2 separate regions of the Homo sapiens genome follow, and region 2 is linked to region 1. A link is an interaction called in ENCODE POLR2A ChIA-PET data of the cell type or tissue named here. Cell type or tissue: Panc1. All regions are shown on one strand.

What was found. ChIA-PET counts read pairs that join two places held together with the same protein. Peaks named below come from ENCODE experiments on the same cell type or tissue, not always from the same donor. Only the 100,000 strongest peaks of a DNase experiment are listed, where the experiment ranks them.
Region 2: POLR2A ChIA-PET joins it to region 1 with 11 read pairs; 2 of 35 experiments call an interaction of 5 or more read pairs at or near these places.

What each region holds. Positions count from the first base shown.
Region 1 is chr6:43,638,883-43,646,882 of GRCh38, forward strand. It overlaps MAD2L1BP (MAD2L1 binding protein), which reads left to right. Exons shown (of 3, transcript NM_014628.3): 3 at 1,139-2,059. The coding sequence ends at 1,651. It overlaps RSPH9 (radial spoke head component 9), which reads left to right and starts at 6,154. Exons shown (of 5, transcript NM_152732.5): 1 at 6,154-6,443. The coding sequence starts at 6,217. RefSeq lists a silencer at 5,573-5,761. In Panc1, no CTCF peak of the experiment used is centred here; no DNase peak of the experiment used is centred here; H3K4me3 peaks cover 1,211 bases.
Region 2 is chr6:43,874,608-43,882,607 of GRCh38, forward strand. All of the region lies in intron 2 of LOC105375070 (a long non-coding RNA gene), which reads left to right. Among named protein-coding and RNA genes, the nearest start is that of LINC01512, 12 kb to the right of the region's middle. RefSeq lists enhancers at 2,859-3,366, 3,367-3,874. In Panc1, no CTCF peak of the experiment used is centred here; no DNase peak of the experiment used is centred here.

The sequences.
Region 1 (8,000 bases):
GTGGGAACCTGGTGATCTCTTTGTGGGGATTGGAAAGTCTTCCCTCTGGATGGGGGAGAAATTTGGCAGATGATCTAAGCATCTTCACACAGATTTTCATTCATTTCCCCTATATTCACTCTTGCCTCTGTGGTGCCTGTATCACCACTTCCTAAACCTTTCTGGGGTTCTGCTGTGTGGATCAGTTTGCATCCCTTGGGGGTCCCTTCTGTCAGCACTTGGTATTCAGCTCTCTTGAACTCTTAACTCTTCATCTTCTTTCTTTTTTTTTTTTTGAGACAGAGTCTCGCTCTGTCACCCAGGCTAGAGTGCAGTGGCGTGATCTCAGCTCACTGCAAGCTCTGCCTCCTGGGTTCAGGCTATTCTCCTGCCTCAGCCTCCCTAGTAGCTGGGACTACAGGCATCCACCACCACACTCGGCTAATTTTTTGTATTTTTAGTAGAGACAGGGTTTCGCCATGTTAGCCAGGATGGTCTTGATCTCCTGACCTTGTGATCCGCCCGCCTCGGCCTCTCAAAGTGCTGGGATTACAGGCGTAAGCCACTGCGCCCAGCCAACTCTTCATCTTCTATCTTCCAAAACTTCTGTGTTTGCATTTGGCTAGTGTTGTGTAGTTTCCAGTTCTTTCCTCTTGGGAGTTTTCTTTGTCAGTCTTTCCTCTTCTTTCCTTCATTTGTTTCTTAATTTCTTTTCTCTCATTTTGTAATATTTCAGGTGGAAGTGCAAATAAGCATGTGTTCAGTTTACTATGTTTAAGTGGAAGAACAAGTTCAAAGTCATGTTTATTAGACCAAATAATCCTCATTCCTGTTATCACTCCCCATACAGCAAAAATTTGTTGTCACTTTGTCATGTCACCAAATTTCTATTTTAGTTGCTTATATCTGGATATCCTCCACCTTCAGAACACTGTGTTTGCTGTTCTAAATGTGGGAGAATTATGGTTTTGTACAAATAATATATTTTCCTTTTCAGTATAATACCCTCTGATAAAACACAGTGTTTTGGCTGTGGCGGTTCATTGAGCTAGAAATTAAGTCCTGTAAGTCTATGTACACATCCCAGCAGGGTTCTTTTCAAAGAGCATTAGCTTCCCCCTGCCTTGTTCTTCTCTCCCACCATTCTTTGTCCTCACAGGCAGAGGAGATGCTGAAGAAGAAACCTCGGGCCACCACTGAGGTGAGCAGCAGGAAATGCCAACAAGCCCTGGCAGAACTGGAGAGTGTCCTCAGCCACCTGGAGGACTTCTTTGCACGGACACTAGTACCGCGAGTGCTGATTCTCCTTGGGGGCAATGCCCTAAGCCCCAAGGAGTTCTATGAACTCGACTTGTCTCTGCTGGCCCCCTACAGCGTGGACCAGAGCCTGAGCACAGCAGCTTGTTTGCGCCGTCTCTTCCGAGCCATATTCATGGCTGATGCCTTTAGCGAGCTTCAGGCTCCTCCACTCATGGGCACCGTCGTCATGGCACAGGGACACCGCAACTGTGGAGAAGATTGGTTTCGACCCAAGCTCAACTATCGAGTGCCCAGCCGGGGCCATAAACTGACTGTGACCCTGTCATGTGGCAGACCTTCCATCCGAACCACGGCTTGGGAAGACTACATTTGGTTCCAGGCACCAGTGACATTTAAAGGCTTCCGCGAGTGAATGAGTGCTTCTTAATCCTAAAAACACAATGGCTGAATTATCTTTCTCCATGTGGCGCTGAATCACCCATCTGGTTTGGAGCTAGAGTTGCTTCCTGGTGAGAGAGGAAGCAACTCTCCTTCTGGTTGTCTGCCTCCCCTCAGATTTCCTGATAGGCTGATGGCATGTGGCTGTGACTGTGACTGTAATCATTGCTGAACAACATCTCTTTGAATCAAAGGTTGATTTTCCCAGAGGGTGCTGGGTCAGGCATTTCTATTAGGAGTTGGAAAGCAAAAATGGGTCCATAGACACTCTATGGAGGTGTCCCTTTCTGCTCTTTGCTGTGTCCTTTCAGAATTTTTACCAGGAACATAATGTGGATGTGACTTATGAACTTAAATATAAAATAAATAGATTCTTATTATATTTTCCTGAAATTGTTTTGACTTAACTTGTCAGGTTTTAGGCTATTTTGTCTTTCTCCTTGGCCTCTTCTGCTTCAGGGCTTCTCGAATTTTTTTTTTTTTTCTTTTTTCTTTTTTGAGATGGAGTCTCGCTGTATCGCCCAGGCTGGAGTACAGTGGCACAATCTTGGTCGCTGCAACCTCCACCTCCCAGGTTCAAGGAATTCTCCTGTCTTAGCCTCTCGAGTAGCTGAGATTGCAGGTGTGCACCACCACGCCCAGCTAATTTTTGTATTTTTAGTAGAGATGGAGTTTCACCATGTTGGCCAGGCTGGTCTCGAACTCCTGCCCTCAAGTGATCCACCTGTCTTGGCCTCCCAAAGTGCTGGGATTACAGGTGTGGGCCACCGTGCCTGGCCTTAGGATTTTTTTACTAATGATTTTTTCTCTTGTTCAGCCCCAGGCTAGTCTAGGAAATTAAGTGACTTGGCCAAGTGCATATGTAGTTTGATAGCAGAGTTAGGACTAGAGTCCTCATTAGCTATCTTTTAGCCAACGTGCTTTTCTTATCCCATACAGATTTTTGTGATGCTTAAATTCTGTATCCCCCAAAGCAGAGGTCACCTTTATGTGGGAAGATTGTGGTAAGGAACTTAGCTTAGCAGGCCATTGAATGAGAGCAGTGATTTTGGGAAATAGTCTGGCTAGGTGCTTGGTTTGTAGTAAACTGTGAGCAGGTGTGTGCTGAATAGTGAGAGGGGAGGAGCCTCTGTGCCTGGCCAAACACCTCAGTTTTTGGAAGCAAGTTGAAGACAGAATCCACACCTTGCTGATGTTCGGGATAGGTATATGTGTGTGTATGTATAATATATAAATGGTATGTATAGTCCAGGTGGGTGACTCATGCCTATAATCCCAGCACTTTGGGAGGCCAAGGTGGGCAGATCGCCTGAGGTCAGGAGGGAGACCAGCTGGCCAACATGGTGAAACCCCATCTCTACTAAAAATACACAAAAAAAGGCTGGGCATGGTAGCTCATGCCTGGCATCCCAGCACTTTGGGAGGCTGAGATGGGTGGATCACAAGTTCAGGAGTTCAAGACCAGCCTGACCAACATGGTGAAACCCTGTCTCTACTAAATATACAAAAATTAGCTGGGCTTAGTGGCGAGTGCCTGTAATCCAGCTACTTGGGGAGGCTGGGGCAGGAGAATTGCTTGAACCCGGGAGGCAGAGGTTGCAGTGAACCGAGATCACGCCACTGCACTCCAGCCTGGGCAACAGAGTGAGACCCGGTCTCAAAAAAAAAAAAAGAAAAAAGAAAAACAATTAGCCAGGCGTGGTTGTGGGCGCTTGTAATCCCAGCTACTTGGGAGGCTGAGGCAGGAGAATCACTTGAACCCGGGAGGCGGAGGTTACGGTGAGCTGAGATGGTGCCACTGCACTCCAGCCTGGGTTACAGAGAGACTCCATCTCAAAAAAAAAAAAAAAAGGTACATACGTACACATATGTACATAGAATAAGATACATATACGTACACCTAAAATATACTATTTTTAAAGTATATGTACTGTTTTAAGCACTTACATTATCTAACCCTAACAACTTTGCAGTGCATGAATTATTGTCCCCATTTTATAGATGAGGCCAGGGGAAATTGAGCAGCTTGCCTAAGTGGTGAAACTTGGATTCGCCTACATTACTGCACATCCTATGTGGTTTTACTCTGAAATATTTAGCCAGGATTTGCCTTGCCAAAGGTATTAGCATCAGGAAGCTGTAAGATTCTCCTCTCTGGCTTCAGATTCTGGTGTCTGCCATGGAGCCTGCAATAGGTGCTAAGTATGAAATCAGTGAAAGCAAAATGCCTGGGCTCTTTTCTGTGCTATGACCACTTGAAGCATATTCTGCTGTAGCAGGACAAGCTGCAGACAAAACCCCTCAGACACCGAGTTACAGAAGGAAGCAGTTTATTCGGCCGGGAGTGTCGGTAAGACTCCTGTCTCAAGAGCTGAGCTCCCCGAGTGAGCAATTCCTGTCCCTTTTAAGGGCTCACAACTCTAAGGGGGTGCGCGTGACAGAGTCGTGATTGATTGAGCAAGCAGCGGGTACGTGACGGGGGGCTGCATGCACCAGTAATTAGATCGGAACAAAACAGGATAGGGATTTTCACAGTGCTTTTCTATACAATGTCTGTAATCTATAGATAACCGATTAGGTCAGGGGTCGATCTTTAACTACCAGGCCCGGGGCGCGGTGCTGGGCTGTCTGCCCGTGGATTTCATTTCTGCCTTTTAGTTTTTACTTCTTTGTAGGCAGAAATTGGCATAAGACAATATGAGGGGTGGTCTCCTCCCTTACTGCCAGCCAGAATTTTGACTGTTTTTCTGTTTAATGCTATTATAGAAGAGAGATTGAGCCGTATCTCCCGCTCAGGGAAAGGAAAGGCTGAGAGGTCTGCCTAAAGGGAGTGGGGGTGGTTGTGAACAAGAGAGCCATAAATTGTTTTGAGATAACACATTAAGCCAAATCAACTCCCTCAAATACTAATTTTATTTATTTATTTAGTTAGTTAGTTGTATTTTTTGAGACAGGCTCGCTCTGTTGCCCAGGCTGCAGTGCGGTAGCATGATCTTGGCTCACTGCAATCTCTGCCTCCCAGGTTCAAGCCATTCTCCTGCCCCAGCCTCCCGAGTAGCTGGGATTACAGCTGTGGGCCACCAAGCCCGGCTGTTTTGTATTTTTAGTAGAGACAGGGTTTCACCATGTTGGTCAGGCTGATCTCATAACAATGCCTTCCTAAACAATGCCTAAGCCTGGGCGTGGTGGTTCACACCTGTAATCCCAGCACTTTGGGAGGCTCAGGTGAGTGGATCACTTGAGCTCGGAGTTCAACACCAGCCTGGCCAACATGGCAAAACCCCGTCTCTACTAAAAATACAAAAAATATTGGGTGTGGTGGCACACACCTGTAGTCCCAGCTACCTGGGGGGCTGAGGTGGGAAGATCACTTGAGCCCAGGAGGTTGAGGCTGCAGTGAGCTGAGATCACACACCACTACACTCCAGCCTGGGTGACAAAGTGAGACCCTGTCTCAACCCCCGAAAACCAACAATGCCCAGACAATCAAAAAAGTAATTATCTGGGTTATTTACACACTTATTTATCAGCTGGGGCCCAGGTCATTCTGATTTCCTGAGTGCTCTTCAAAGGAATCCAGAAATGAAAATATCAACTAGCAACATTAACGATAAAGCCCATCTCCTGTGGCAACAAGCTTGCTGAGGAACCTGTTTGTTTGTCCTTGGCTGGGGACTCAAGAAGTGAATGTGGAGAAGTGATCTAGCCCAGGGAGTGAAGCTCCAGTTGCAGTGAGGTTCTGGCCTTTCATCTCTTGCTACCATTTGGATCTAAAAACAACAGTTGGTGGTAGTTGGTAGTTGATGAGAAAGGTGGTAGTTGATGAGAAAGTGTAGTCTATAAAAGTCCCCCTTTTTGTATCTCTCTCCTCACCCTCCTTTCCCAAGGTGTTACCCTATACCTTGCCCCCATTGCCTAGATTTTCATTTGTCACTTAGAATATTTCTATGGAAAGGGTAGATAAAGAAGACAGCTGGTGAAGATGGAAGAGAATGGATGGACCTCATTCTGTAAGACCTGGCTTGGGGTGGGGTGCGGGTGGAGGTAGTCGGGTTGACAGAATCTTAATTAGAGCCAGGAGGAATCTCAAATTCTTCACAGATCATTCTGAGGTCAAGAAGTGACATGACTGGGGTGAAATAGTACAGTTAGTGTCAGTGTTGGGGTTTTGTATTGTTTTCTTTCCAGACCCCAGGTCCATATACAGTAAAGACTCTAAATGTCGACTATGTGAAAGGGCTCAGGGAAGGCCAAATATCTATGGAAAAAGGCTGGGTTTGGACTTACAACCCCAACTGTAGCCTAACTGTAGGGGAAGCCATACTGTGGCCGTGGCAACTGAAGACATCCCGTCCCAAACTCTGGAAAGGATGAGGGAGGGGGCTGATGCCTAGGCCTCCGTGGGGAGGAGGTCTGGGCGGTAGGCGGTGGGGTGGGTGGAACCTAGCGTCCAGCTAGGCGGAAGGGCGGAGCTTCAGGTCTCCATGGAGGCGGCTTCTCCTAGCAACTCGACGGGCGTTGAGCGGAGCCGCTGACCTGATGGACGCCGACAGCCTCCTGCTGTCTCTGGAGCTGGCGTCCGGCAGTGGGCAGGGCCTCAGCCCGGACCGTCGGGCCTCGCTGCTCACGTCTCTTATGCTGGTTAAGCGCGACTACCGCTATGATCGGGTTCTCTTCTGGGGCCGCATCCTTGGCCTCGTCGCCGATTACTACATCGCGCAGGGCCTGAGTGAGGACCAGCTCGCACCGCGCAAGACGCTCTATAGGTGAGGAGGCCCCCGGGACGGGCTCCCCAGAGGGTGGCTACCTGGAGGCAGGGCGGGGTGGGCGGGTCGCAGCAATTGAAAGGGGCGGGGCCCATGGGGCCAAGGGAGGTGTGGGCGGGATCTGAGATGAGTGGAATGGGGGAGACCCTGGGGGGCGGGCCTGGGGACGGTCAAGAGGTGGTTGAGGGAAAGGGCGGGGATGGGGATGTCTCGGAATCTGAGGCTAGGGCGGAGCCTGAGAGGGCGGGGCAATGGACGGGCGATGTCCCCCGGAGGGCGGGGCCTTGCGAGAGCTTGTTCTCCGCCTGAGGAGGCCAAGAGAAACTTACATGCGGATGGGTTTATAAGAGAGACAGGGCCAAGAACGCAGGTGAAGCAGTGGGAAGGTTTCTGGAAAATGCGGACCTGGAGAAGAAGCCAGGTTCCAGCCAAGTGCTGGGCCTGGCTCAGTTTGGAGAAGGCTCAGTTTGGAGAAGAGTCAGACGCCAGAGGGAGAGGGTGGTGCTCTTTGATAGAGGTATCTGCTCTGGAGCTGGAGGCGCTTTTGGAAATAGAGAACGAATGCGGAATGGGGAGAGAGCTGGGGAAAATTCCCTGGTCACTACCATACAGGACCATCCAGCTATTTATTTATTTATTTTTGTTTTGAGGCAGAGTCTTGCTCTGTCACCCAGGCTGGAGTGCAGTGTCGCTATCTTGGTTCACTGCAACCTCCGCCTCCCGGATTCAAGCGATTTTCCTGCCTCAGCCTCCCAAATAGCTGGGATTACAGGCACGTGCCACCACACCTGGCTATTTATTTATTATTATTATTATTATTATTTTAGACGGAGTCTCGCTCTGTCGCCCAGGCTGGAGTGCAGTGGCTCGATCTCGGCTCACTGCAAGCTCCGCCTCCTGGGTTCACGCCATTCTCCTCCCTCAGCCTCCCGAGTGGCTGGGACTACAGGCGCCCGCCACCATGCCCGGTTAATTTTTTTTTGTATTTTTAGTAGAGACGGGGTTTCACCGTGTTAGCTAGGATGGTCTCGATCTCCTGACCTCGTGATCCGTCCGCCTCAGCCTCCCAAAGTGCTGGGATCACCCACCGCGCTTGGCAATTATTTATTTATTTATTATTTTTGTAATTTTAATAGAGACAGGGTTTCACTATGCTGGTTAGGCTGGTCTCGAACTCCTGGCCTCAAGTAATCCACCCGCCTCGGCCTCCCAAAGTGCTGGGATTACAGGCGTGAGCCACCATGCCCGGCCAGCCTCTTTTTGACTAAAGGGGAGCTTACTACCTTACAAAGCAGTCCATTCGGCCAGCCTGGGCAATATAGCAAGACCTCATCACTACAAAAAAAAAAAAAAAAGGCAGGGTGTGGTGGCTCACGCCTTTAATCCCAGCACTTTGGGAGGCAGAGTTGGGCGGATCACGAGGTCAGGAGATTGAGACCATCCTGGCTAACGCGGTGAAACACTACTGAAAATACGAAAAATTAGACGGGCGTGGTGGCGGGCGCCTGTAGTCCTAGCTACTCGGGAGGCTGAGGCAGAAGAATCACTTGAATCTGG
Region 2 (8,000 bases), 240 kb after region 1:
AAACCCTAGTCTCAGGCAGGTGCTGGTGGCTGCAGTGCCTGCAGGACTGGCCCTCCTGGCTGTGGACAGGCCATGGCTATTCTAGAGACAAGGGATGGCTCTGGGGCAACTGGGAACATGTGCCTTTCCTGGGGGACATCAGCCTAGAAGCTTTTAAGTGATAGGCCCAGAAGGGGCTTGGTCCAGCCCTGCTGCATCCCCGCATTGACTCACTCTTCCATCTATTTAGTTGAAATACTGAGGCCTGTTGTGAGCCAGGTCCTGGGGTTAAAAATGTTTCTCCCACAAGGAGCATTTGCTAGGGAAAGTGAGAGCCAGAGAGAGAGAGAGAGAGAGGAAATGACTTTCCATAGGTCGCACAATGAGTTGCTGCAAAGCCTGCCTAGGAGTCTTGACTCCCTGTCCAGTGCTCTGACAAGCAAGTGCTCCAAATGCTCCAGACACCTCTTGGTGGCCTTGGGGAGCTCATTCCTTAGTGCATTTATGTCTGCTTGGTTGCCTAGGAGAGGCCTGAGGGCTGTGACCAGCTGAGGGCCACAGGAGTTAGAGAGGAGCTGGGCATGTCTCTAGGCTGGCTAGGCTGCAGGGAGCCCGTGGCCAGCCTGGGGGAGGTGCCTCTTGCATGCTGTGTGGCTTCCATCCCTGGATCAGTTTCACCATCTTTTACCTGGTAATGGGTTGCCCTACCAACCTGTCAAGGTTGCTGTGGGGAATGAGAACATGCCTTTCTAAGTTCCCCACCGTGGAATCTGCCTTGAGCAGGATGAGGTCACGTGGTGGCACAAGCCAAGATGGGAGAGTGAGGTGAGTCCCAGATGTTCCCAGGGTGTCTGTGCTGGGCTTCCACTTCCAGACTGGCTGTACCTGTGGGTATGGGGAAGGGGATGGCTGTGGGGAGACCCACCCTGCCCTTAGGGAGTCTGATGGGGAAAGCTCAATTTCTGCCCATAGGAAATCCCCAGACTCATGAGCCCAAGGGCTTAAGTTGTGAAAATTTCACGCAGTAGTCCTGTAGGCCCCGGCCAGACCTCACAGAGCTCCAGCAGAGGTTGGTGTGTGAGCTGGGTGCCGGCCTGATCTCTAGCTCAAAGGGAAGGAGGCCTGTGCCTTCTGGCCATGAAGGCTGCCCCGATTTTGGTCTCCCAGCCCCACTTCTGAGGGCCAGCCACCCCCTCTGTCCAGGCACCTCTCCTGGTATGAGCAGCCCCTGCCTACGGCTCCCACCTCTGCCCCCCATGCTGCTATGTGTTCATTCAGTAGGTCCCCCTGCCCTAAGCAGTGATTCTGTCATGGATCGATGACAGGCATGGTGGGAACCAGCCATGAGTTGCCCAAGGCTGCTACCTTCAGGGGGTGCACTACTGGACAGGTGCGTGCACAGCCACCGCTCACCCACACAGCGAAGTGGGTCTCCTTCAAGGGCTGAGTGTGTGGCCTCCACACTCAGAGTTATGGTCCAGCTGCAGGAAACCATGTACTGGCTGATGCCACCTGGATGGCCAGTTGTCTGGCTGGGGCAGCCGATCCCCCCCCATCTTTCCAGTGCCTGCCCCCCTGCATTCCTGGGGTCCCAGGTATCCCCCTGAAGATTCTTCTCCCTGTCTGTAGCATCTGGCGCTGCTAACCCAGCCCTGAAGTATGCCCAGTGCTTGCTTCCTATGAGGCCCAGCCTCCCATGGAGCCTTCGGGTAAGCAGGCGCTGGGGAGGGTGGTGGGAACAGCACTGAAGGTCGGGGCAGGGGCCAGCAGGGCCTGGGAAACCGGGAGATCCACGATGGGTCAGGAGAGACTGGCTCCTGTTTGTTGACCCTGAGCTGTGGACACAGGCGAAGGCATCACCTCCCTTTCCTGGTCTCCTCCCTTCCCTGGTCCTCTGTGGTCCCAGGCCTGCCCCCACCCAACTACCCAAGGCTTCCCCACTTCTTGGCCACCTCCCTGTTCCCCGGCCACCCCACTCCGGGCTCACTCCAAGTGGGGCTTACATGTAAAAATAGCCCAGGTTTTTTTTGAGCTTGTTATCTACTATTTTTATCAGATGGTTCAAGCAAAGCATGGCCGAAAAAAGGGAAAATCACACAGCTCTGTTTGCCAAGCTCAATAGAAATAGCACCAGGGTGGGTTATTTTTAACAAGATGAATACCCCTGTCCTCTGAGGTCTCCCCTGGCCCCATCCCAGCCTCCTTTGTCTCTCTGCCTGGACAGCAGATTTTAAAATACGCCCACAGTTGCCAAACCACTAAATGCACCCAAGACAGCGACTGAGGCCGTTGGAGCCAAGGAGGGCTGTGGGGGATACTTTTTTTTCCCTTTTTCCTCCCCTCCCTTGAAGGAAATCACACTCTTTTGTTTGAAAAACCTTCCAGGTTGGTTTTTGAGGCCTTTTCCTGGTTGTCCCACTCCCACGGGAACAGCAGAGGTTACTCTGAAACATGCGGTGGTTTGGGCAGATTGACCCCAGAGGCCTGGTGTGGCCCGTGGCAGTCTGTGGTGGCTCCTGTGCCCAGCTGTGGCAGAGCAGGAACACAGGAGGAGCCTGAGAAGCCACGTGGGGGGAGAGGGGTAGGGAGAGGCCTGCGGAGGAGGGCTGAGTGGTGGAGGCGCCGAGGGGGTCCTTGCTCAGCCACTGTCCATGCAGGTGGAATGGCTGGGAGCCAAGGCTTTACTGTGTTTTTCAGGCCAAGCTGTCCTAGCTTGGCCACGACAAAGCCTCAGTTGGCTGAGGGCTCAAGCGTCCTCCGCATTGAAGTTGACACCGGAAAAAGTCCCAGGGTATGGAATACCACCTACCACTGTGCAGCACCTATCACTGTGAGTACCAGCCCAGGAGTCAGGAGACTTAGGGAACAAGTCGCCGCCCCTTTTCAGGCTTTGTGTCCCCCATGTACCAGAAGAGGCCTGGACTAGCCTGGGCTCTCTGGGGTGTGCGGGGTGTGCCTGAGCGTACAGAACCACTTCTGCAGCACTTTTCTCTGTGGTCAGGAAGGGAAAGAAAATAGAAACAAAAGGTAATGTTAATTGAGCACTTACTATTGGGAGGAGGTATTAAATGAAACACTTTACATCGCATGTGTCATATCTCACTTATTTTCACTATAACCCTATTACTATCCTTTACTGATGTTCACAGAGCCACTTTCTTCCCTAGTGGTCATATAGAAAACCCAGAGAAGGACTGTGATCAGCAGGTCTGGGATCACGAGCCCATCCTGGGGCCATCTTTCTGACCAAGGGGACGGGAGGCTGTGACTGGCCATCTCTGATCCCAGGCCTACCCCCATGGCCAGGAGCTGGGACACAGCAGTTGACAGTCCTGCCAGAACCACAGACATAGGGGACTGGGCTGTTCCACCAGATGCTGCTGGGGAGGGGGAGATGCTGGGCAGAGGAACTTGCAGCACCCCCTGCAGGGGGTGGAGCCAGGCACCGACTCCAGCCACCCGATCGATCCCGTCTTCTCTTATCGTGCCTGACCAGTGGCTATTCTGCTGCAATTCAGGGCAAAGGGAGAGAAAAGTGGGTCATGGGTGCGGGGGGTGGGGGGGTGTGGAGGGTGAGTGGAGGTGAAAAGGACCCCAGTGTAACCCTACTTCAGCTATACTGGACCCCAGGCTGGAGCCTCCCTCACCCCCACCCTGCCTTGTGTCCTGCTCTGACTTGTCTTGGGCCTTTGTACGTGCTGCTCCCTCTAGTGACAATGCCCCCCACACCCTCCCCTTCTCATTTGGTAACCCCCATACATTTTTCAAAACTCATCTCAACAGCCCCTCCTCCAGGGAGCCTTCTTCCCTCCCCAGGCAGGACGGGGACTCCGGACTCCCGGCACACACCTCCACTGGGACTATTCGGCCTGCGGTGACTGCATGCCACTCGCCTGCCTGGGGGCAGAGGCTGTGTCTTATTGCTTCTGTGCTCCCAGGACCCAGCACAGTGTACAGTACAGAAAATATGTGTTGACTGAATAGAAGGGAGAAGAGGCAAAAGAAATAGGGAATAAGAGGGAGAAAAGAGTGAGGAGAAGGAGAGAGAGAAGTGCAGGCTGGGGCCAGTGGGGTGCAGGGGCTCAGTGAGGGCCATACTATGAGGCGTGCGAGGGGCTGCTTCAGGCTGGAACTGGGAGCACAGATTCCTCCAGTCCTGGAGGCCCTGGCCCCAGTTACTCTCCTTGGGGCCAGTGTCCTAAGTGGGGAGAGGCCATCTGGCCTGTTATTCAGTGGCATCTGTAGATGGTCTGTTTTGTGCCTGGCACTGTGCTGGGCACAGGGCTGCTGGTCTCCACCAGCTGCTCTGGCAGCCGGGATCAGAGTGATGGGGAGCAAGATCCTTCCAGGCATCTGCAGCTCTGAGGAAATGATCTGCCCATCTCTGAACAGCAGGCCTCACCCAGGATCTCTGCCCATGGCCTTGGCTGGCACACTTCCCAGGGGACGTTGCATGGCAGGAACACCACTGGAAGCTGCGAAGCCCCGTCAGTCCTGCCCTGCTTGCTTCTCATCCCTGTAGGAAGCTCTGAGAGGAGGTGTGGAGGCTTCTCTTGGCTCCTTTTGGGATGTAGCTCCTGGCTCCCACCCAGGCTGGCTCCTCACTTGCCACCCCTACACACACCCCAGCCCCAGGGGAGGATGGGGCAAGGGAGGGGAGGGAGTCAGCCAGCCGGCTGCTGCCTGGCCTGGTAATGAATCGTCCCAAAGTTTGCTGCTCTGGCTGAATAGCTTCCCTTCTGAAAGGGGCTTGTGACAAAGGGGACATTGACATCCTCCACTAGACAAGGAGGGCCGCAGGCATGCACAGGGGAAGGCCCTTTGGGAGACGGCGGGAGGCAGCTGCGGGGATCCTGACGTGCTGCCACTGACTCTGCCTGATGGGCTTGGCTGGGTCTGCCTCCTTCCTGATTCTGGCACTGAAAGGCCTCAGGACTAGGGTGTCTGAAGTGACAGAAGATCTCCTTGGGAGCCTCTGTGACCCACAGTGACCAGCTGAGTTGGGGCAGGGACCAGGGAGAGGTGGAAGGGGGTCGGGAGTGGAGCAGAGCTGGCTCACGCAGAGCACTGGGCTGTTCAGCTGAGAACTTAAAATGTAGCCTACCTTCGCCGGACACTTCTTCTCCTGGGGTCCTGATGGCCAGGATGCTCCCCTGGCCTCCTCCAGACCCTGGCACAGGTAGACTACATTGCTAGAGGTCAGGGTTTCTATCCTGTATGTCTGGAGGTCCCTGTGGCATCTGGCAAAGTGAGTGGCCTGGGGTGGGAGCCCTAGCGCTCAATCACGGTTCTGGGTTTGATTATGGTTTTGTTTGTTCAGAAGTTACTGGCAACAGTATTTTTTGTTGATTCAATGTGATGTGCATATGGATGTGCACATTTGGCTTTCTCCACCAAAAAATCTGGTTTGGTGGAGTCGGATTAGTTTGTAGCCCCACCTTTAGGCCTGAACTAATTCATGTATTTATTCAGCAGACTTTTTACGAGTGAGGAATGTGCCAAGTAATGGCTGAGGACCTGGAAACCCAAGGGCTGCCCTACTGGGCCACCCTGTGCCCAGTACCCTTGAATTTGAGAGAGTAAGACATTTGAGATTGGACAAGAAACATCCCTGAGATTGACCTTAACTTGATGAACTCATAAGGACAAACAAACCATGGGTTGGTGGGGTGGCCTGCCTTGAGTCTGCAGCCAGGCCATTTCATGGGACACTCTTGAAATGCCTTCCTGATGCCAGGCACGGTGTCTGCTGTGGCTTAGCCCATGAACCCTGCGAACCACATCATCAAAATATGTATGTGTACACATGTGTGTATACACATGTATGTATACATGTATGTGTGTGTGCACATGTGTGTATACATGTATGGGTGTATACACATGTATGTATACATGTATGGGTGTATACGTGTGTGTGTGTGTGTGTGTTACTCTTGCCTTTTCAGAGGGGATATCAAGTGAGAATCCTGACTCTGCCTCTTATCTGAGGATAACAATAGTATCTCTATGGCAACTGACTTATACTCCCTGTACCTCAGTTTCTTCATCCATGAAGTGGGGATAAAGGGAGTAACTACTTCATTGGGTTGTTGTGAGGATTAAGTAAGCTAATACCGTAAAACACTTGACATTATTTTGCACGTAGTAGGTACCCAATAAATACTCACTATTATTATTATTACTACTGCTACCACTGCTTCTAGTACTATCACTTCAGAAGGTGCCTTAGGTTGAGTTCTCCAGAGGCAGACTGTCAGATGAGGACTCATAGCTAAGTGATTTGTGAGTTTCCCAGGGAAACTGGAGAGGGATTGGGGGAAGCAAGATGGGAAAGGAAAACAACAAAAAGGGTCTGATTTCAAGTGAAGTTGATAGCTCCAGCCTGGTTCTGGGGGAGGACTCCAGAGTATTAGTTATAATACCTCAGGGATGTCTCCATCCCAAGCAAGGGAGCTGAGACCTTACGCTCCTGCACTCCTGTCATTGGCTAAGGGTCACTTTGGAGGATATAACTTCCAAGTACTTCCAGATCTGCAGGCAAAGCAACTCCTATAGCCTGAGGGCAATTACCCAAGGAAGAATGAATAGAAGGGGAAGCCACAGAAGGTGAGAGAGTGTACCCAGGATGATAGAGAGATCTGGGGGCAATACCAATAGTATTCCCCATAGAAAGCTACTGAGAGGAATGAATGAGCAAAGCCCCTGCCCCGTGCCTGGTACATGGCAGGTACTTGGTAGTCATAGGCTCTCCTCCTCTAGCCACAGGCGTCTCCCAGTCCACGGCCAGGATCACTGTGGGGTCTGGAAGGCCCAGCCAGGCCCAAAGCCTTGTATATTTGCATAGGACAGTGCTGTGGCTTGAATGTGTTCCCCCAAGGTTCATGTATGGCAAACCTAATCCCTAATGCAACAGTGCTGGGAGGCGGGGGCTAATGGAAGATGCTTAGGTCATGAGGGCTCCACCTCATGAAAGGGTTAATGTTGTTACTGTGGGAGTGGGTCCCTTATTGTGGGAGTGGGCTTATTATAAAAGCAAGTTCAGCTCCCTTTTGCTTTCTCTTGCTTTTGCCCTCTCTTGCCCTTCTTCCTTTTGCCATGGGATGATGTAGTAAGAAGGCCCTCGCCAGATGCCAGTGCCATACTCTTGGACTTCCAGCCTCCAGAACCGTGAGCTAATAAATTATTCTTCTTTATAAATTACCCAGTCTCAGGAATCTGTTATAGCAGCACAAACTGACTAAGACAGACAGTGACTCTATCTGTGATTTAAGGGACCAGTGAGAAGAGCCAGCTTTCTCAGGCTGCCTGAAGCACAGAGGTAAATAAGTGTCAGCTCCAGCCAGCACAGACTTCCCTGGATCTGCCCAAGGATGCTAGCATCAGGAAAGAGAGAGAAGCTGTGAAAATATGACACCTACATACACCCCAGCTCACCCTTCCTAGATACCCTGCACCTGCCATCTCTTCCCTGCCCCCATGAGTGGCTCTGCCATCCACCCTGCTGTGCAGAGGAAGTACTGCTCTAGGTGAGCCCTGGGTCACCATGATCCAGTGTCAGCCTCTGACCAGGGCCATAAGTAGAGACCCATGGCCTGGCGGCAGCTGCCTGAGTAAGTAGCAAGCCCTAGTTATGGCCCCTTAGTGTTCCCCTTGGGGACTTCCTGCCTGGGCATAAGAGAAAACATTGGAGAAAATTGCAGGCCCCACACAACTGGCTTCTGCAAAAAGCATAGACCTCCCTGGAGAGCTTCCCATGGTCCAGGGAATTCAAGCAGAGGCAGAAAGGTCACCCCTTGGAGGTGATTCTGGAGGGGACACTGTGCTAAGGATAACAAAAATAACATGTTATCCCCTACCATGCATTGAGTCATCACCATGTTTCAGGTGGTCCCTTAATAGGAACCATCTTATTGAAAGCTCTCAACAAGTCTGTGAGGCTGCTGCTCAGGGGTCTTCTTTTCACATGTGAGGACTCAAGCTCAGAGAGGCCAAGTTTCAGGCCCTAAGTCCCACAGTTCCCA